Regions from separate parts of the Homo sapiens genome. Here region 1 is linked to region 2. A link is an interaction called in ENCODE POLR2A ChIA-PET data of the cell type or tissue named here. Cell type or tissue: OCI-LY7. All regions are shown on one strand. Region 1 overlaps AUTS2 (activator of transcription and developmental regulator AUTS2). Region 2 overlaps AUTS2 (activator of transcription and developmental regulator AUTS2).

Region 1 (2,500 bases), 180 kb before region 2:
ATCTAAGACATATTTATTTCTTCAACTATGCCCAGGACAGTGCTTTGCATTCAATAGGTGACCAGTAAGTGTTGAGTTTTGTTGAATATAAAATTATTTACAAATGATTTTTTGTTTTTTCCCTTTAAAAATTAGGCTTCCGAGAAAACTTTGGGCTTCAGAGTCCCTGCTTCCAAGCCCCTCTTTGTAACACTCTATGAAATGAAAAGCATCTTTGGATGGTATGGGGAGAGCTGAACAATGTGAGGTGGGAGGGCGTTGGCCTTTAATCAGGTTTCTGGGGACAGATCACTCATGCTGGTTCATGCTGGCCCAAGGCTGTCTTCTTTCTTGTTTGTGGATGTGGGTTATGTTCCTATACTGAGATGTGCTGGATGAAAAGCTAATAAATATTAATGAAGCAGTTACTTCTGTCAGGCACAGTATTGGCTAGAGAGATAGGTAGAAATAAATAGAAAATACAGTTCTTGACTTTGAGAACCTTATTGTGTAATTGGAAAGGTAAAATGTAAATGCCTTAAAAGTTAATTAACAGTAATTCTTAAGGATCCTTAGATTGTCTAATACAGTGGTTCTCAAACATTAGTGTCCCTCAGAATCTCATGGAGAGTTATTAAAATACAAATCACAGGGCCTTATCCCCATATATATATATATATATATTTTTTTTTTTTTTTACTCATTTGGTCTGTGTCATGAGAATTTGCATTTCTCAGTTACCAGATATTGCTGGTCCATAGACCACACTTGGAGAACTACTGGTGTGGTGCAGTTATTCTCAACCTTGGCTGTATGTTAGAATCACCCAGGGAGTTTAAAAAAAAACCCATGCCAAGACCCCACCCACTGTAGACCACTTAAATCAGAATCTCAGTGGGGTAGGACCTAAGCATTTTTTTAAAGCTCCCCAGATAGTTGTAATGTGCAGTAAGGTTTGGGACTTACTGCTCTAACGTGTCAGGGCCACAGAACTTTGGATTCAGAGATATGATGTTACCATGGGCTGCAGCAGTGTGGACAGACCAGAGGAGTTAGCCTGATCTTAAAGAATGATAAATAAAGAAAAAGGAATGATTTTTGTTCTTGTAAAGTTAATGCTGGGAACAAGCCAGTTGGTTTTCTAGCTGTTTCTTGGGACAGACTGATGAGTTTGTGAGCTCTTAGGAGTCAGCATGATTTCCCATTCAGCGTGAGCTAATGAGTGGGACTGAGGTGTGGGTCACCACCATCAATAATAAGCATTCACTGACCACATTCTCTTTTTCCTGATATAGATGAGCTTGTGTTTATCCTAACAAGCTTAGATGTGTGTGTGTTTGGGGTGGGGTGTGGTTGTGGACTGTGCAATAGTGAGAGGCTGAACTTTGAAAAATGACTTTGCCATTTTTACATTTCATCTCTTTAAGCCTCTGTTTATTCATGTATAAAAGAAAGTACTACACATAGTTGTGAGCCTTTTTTTTTTTAAAAAAAAAAAAAAAAAAAAAAAAAGAGTCTGGGTCTTGCTATGTTGCCAAGGCTGGTCTTGAACTTCTTGGGCTCAAGTGATCCGTCTCTGCCTCCCAAAGTGCTGGGATTACAGGTGTGAGCCACCGTGCCTGTTTGTTAGTATGTGTGTGAATACTACTACAATTTTAGGAACACTGTTTTATTTATTTAGGGACCCCCAGAATCTATCAGTGAGCCTGACACATAGTGTCTGTGCAGTGAATCCAGATTGGTTGAATGAATTGGAAAGGTTATCTTTTCACATTGACTGCCCAGGCATTAGAAAGGATGGGAAGAGCTTGTTTCCTGATCTTTACAAAAAATGCTGCCACCTTGGGTTTTCCAACTTAGGCAAGAAATCTGTTATGTTCAAAATAAAGGAGTATAACTTAAAAAATATATAGATAGAAGCCAGGCGCAGTGGCTCACACCTGTAATCCCAGCACTTTGGAAGGCCGAGGAAGGCAGATCATGAGGTCAGGAGTTCGAGACCAGCCTGACCAATGTGGTGAAACCTTGTCTCAACTAAAAATACAAAAATATAGCTGGGCTTGGTGGCACATGCCTATAATCCCAGCTACTCAGGAGGCTGAGGCAGGAGAATCACTTGAACTCGGGAGGCGGAGGTTGCAGTGAGCCCGAGATTGCTCCACTGCACTCCAGCCTGGGTGACAGAACGAGACTCCATCTCAAAAAAAAAAAAAAAAATTAAAAAAAAATATATATATGGAAATACATTTTCTCAGTGTGTATACTAGTCATAGCTACCTGTGACTTATTCTTTATTTTGTGTATTTTTTTCAGACAGGGTGTTGCTCTGTCACCCAGGCTGGAGTACAGTGGTGCAATTAGAGCTCACTGCAGCCTGGACCTCCTGGGCTCAAGCAGTCCTTTCACTTCAGCCTCTGCAGCAGCTGAGACTACAGGTGTATGCCACCATGCCCAACTAAAATTTTCCATCTTTTCTAGAGATGGGGGTCTTTCTATGTTGACCAGTGTTCTTGAACTCCTG
Region 2 (2,500 bases):
CTTCTCTTTTTATAGCAATGAAAGTATGAACAGATTCCAATGTGGGTTCTTAGCTCAAAATTCTCTGGCTCTAATGTCAGGCCAATTTATTTAGCTAGTTTATACAACTGGACATATTTCTATAATAGAAAAATGACTAAATGTTTCTTAACATATTGTTTACAGAGATAGAGCCCATGTTGTAAGGCTATGTAACTCTTCCTCTCAAAAGAAGATTATTGGTTTTAGCATGTTTTCCTCCCTTTAATTTAATCTTAAGCAGGTGAACCTTTTTGAGGGCTTTTTGGAAAGCTCTGAGGAAAAAAAATAAGAAAACTCATACAACCTCAAGGAATTCTAAGTATCAAGGAGCACCTCTGTGAAGGTGATTGGTTCAAGCATTGAACACTATTTTCTATCCTTCCACACATGGCAGGGCATTATTCATGTATCCAGCTCTGTGATAGCTTGTTTTTGCTTGCCCTGATGATACGTATGGCAAGGGAGGAATATTATCCAGGAGTGGACACTGTAGAGAGGGGAAGGAACCTTGGAACTGACCTTTATAGAGGCGGTTCTCATCCTCAACTCTTCTTCCTTACAAGATGGCTTGGTATCCCTTGAGATCATTCTCCCACCTTCAAAATCCTGGATGGGCCTCTTGCCTGGTTCCCTTAAGGACTCTAAACCACTTAGCTTGGAGCTGGTGCCATTTAATTCTGTTCTTGGCAGTGGGCCCTGGCTTCTTTCCTGCTAGGCCCTGTACCTCTTAGGAGCAGAGAAGAGGTCAGATGCAGATAATACAGGCATGATTTCTGCCTCCTGAAATGCTCAGATGATATGCACTTCTCCGTCCCCCTAAAGATTTAAGGAAGTACACATTTATCATGGGATGTAATGAGTAGGAAAGAGCATGGGGCTTTCTTTTTCTGCTGAATAGCAGATTGTAAGATAGAAACAGTTTTGTTTACAATTCAGCTCTATCTTTGTACTTTGCATTGCAGTTGAAGTTATTTTTAGCTTTACTGTTAAGCTAAACGTCTGAGTTGTTTCATTTGCAAATTCTTTCTTTGAGGGTCAGGGGAGGCTTTTGTAAAATGTTCAGGTCTGAGAGAATTTTGAGTTAGGTAAAGGTGAGTGTGTGCATGCATGCATGTATGTGTATGTGTGTGTGTGTGTGTGCACAGCTCGTGCATAAATGCCTGTGTGCTTGCTTGGGTAGGGACTAGGAGGGCTGAAAAAGAGAGAGAAAGTCATTCTTAGCAGAAGAAAAGCACGTACAAAGGGTGGAAGACGTACGGTTTTTGACAGATGAATGAATCCTTCTAAAGGTTTTGTAAGAGCTGTGACCAGCTCTGTTTGCTGAGAAAAGGGAAAGTCCTTGAGCACCCATCATACCTCTTCAGACTCTCTTAAAAAGCATTCAGATGTTCTGCCAGAGGAAATGATGTGTTCCAACTACAGCTGCAGTGGAGGGTTCTTTTTGTGCAGCTGAAGCAATTCCTCCACATAGATTGTCCCATTTTAACAGTAAACTGTCTGTTTAAAACAAAACAAAAAAGGTGGGTGGGAAATGGAAGGAGAAGGAGTTTATGCCAGGAAATGAAAATAAGTTGCTGCAGAAGCCTGTTTTGGTTGTGGTTTCAGAGTTAAGGATAAGTTATTAATAATAATAATAAGAGCCCACTTGATAGTTTGTTATATCTCTGTGTGTGTTTTTATGAACTTTTAATTTTCCAGAAAACATTAAAGATAAATTAGAGAACACACTCCTGTTGGAGGAGGTGACCATCTTGCAGCTACCAAACCATAGAATCTTTCACCACTTAACACCTTCCAAGGAACCGGGTAGACTTCTGGTGTCCTCTCTGGTCCTCTTCCCTTCCTTATAGGATGTCAGGCTTTGGACTTAATCAGAGGATAATTAAGGCTCTATCATAGCAGGTGAAGTTTCTGAGTGGAAGTCTAAGAAGTGATGTTTCTATAAGTGTCTTTAGCTGACTGAGCTACTAAGCAGAGGTTAGGAGGTTGTGATGTAATTTAAAGTGACATTGTGGTTACCTTTTATCAAGCTCAATTGTGAGCCTGGAGCTATGTTAACTGCTTCACAGCTATGAGCCTATTTAATTCTTACAGGAATCCTCATTTTAAGATAGGTTTGATTACCCTCCGTTTACAGATGGGGAACTTGAGGTAGAGAGATAAGTGGTTAGTTTGCAATTACACCCAGCATTTGGCATGGCTGGGATTGGAACCAGGGGCCTTCAGTCTTCAAAGCTCTTACATGTAACCACTGAGTGATGCATTGTACTCTCTCCTGTAAAGTAGCCTTTTCTCCCTGCTGCCACTGGTTCATTTCCTTTTCCTTTTTTAAGATGCTTTAAAAAGAACAAAAACCAATAACGTACCTCCTAAATTGAGGTTGATCTCCCTCCTTCCTATCCAATAAGTAATGTTCTAGACTCATGCAAATATTAGATATTTGGGAGAAAAAATGAATAGAACATGTCCCTCCTCTCTT

The links. Peaks named below come from ENCODE experiments on the same cell type or tissue, not always from the same donor. Only the 100,000 strongest peaks of a DNase experiment are listed, where the experiment ranks them.
Region 1: POLR2A ChIA-PET joins it to region 2 with 5 read pairs; 2 of 35 experiments call an interaction of 5 or more read pairs at or near these places.

What each region holds. Positions count from the first base shown.
Region 1 is chr7:69,777,585-69,780,084 of GRCh38, forward strand. The region is part of intron 1 of AUTS2 (activator of transcription and developmental regulator AUTS2); the gene reads left to right. Among named protein-coding and RNA genes, the nearest start is that of AUTS2, 180 kb to the left of the region's middle. In OCI-LY7, no CTCF peak of the experiment used is centred here; no DNase peak of the experiment used is centred here.
Region 2 is chr7:69,961,572-69,964,071 of GRCh38, forward strand. All of the region lies in intron 2 of AUTS2 (activator of transcription and developmental regulator AUTS2), which reads left to right. Among named protein-coding and RNA genes, the nearest start is that of AUTS2, 360 kb to the left of the region's middle. In OCI-LY7, no CTCF peak of the experiment used is centred here; a DNase peak (open chromatin) is centred at 1,400; H3K4me3 peaks cover 2,266 bases; H3K27ac peaks cover 2,500 bases.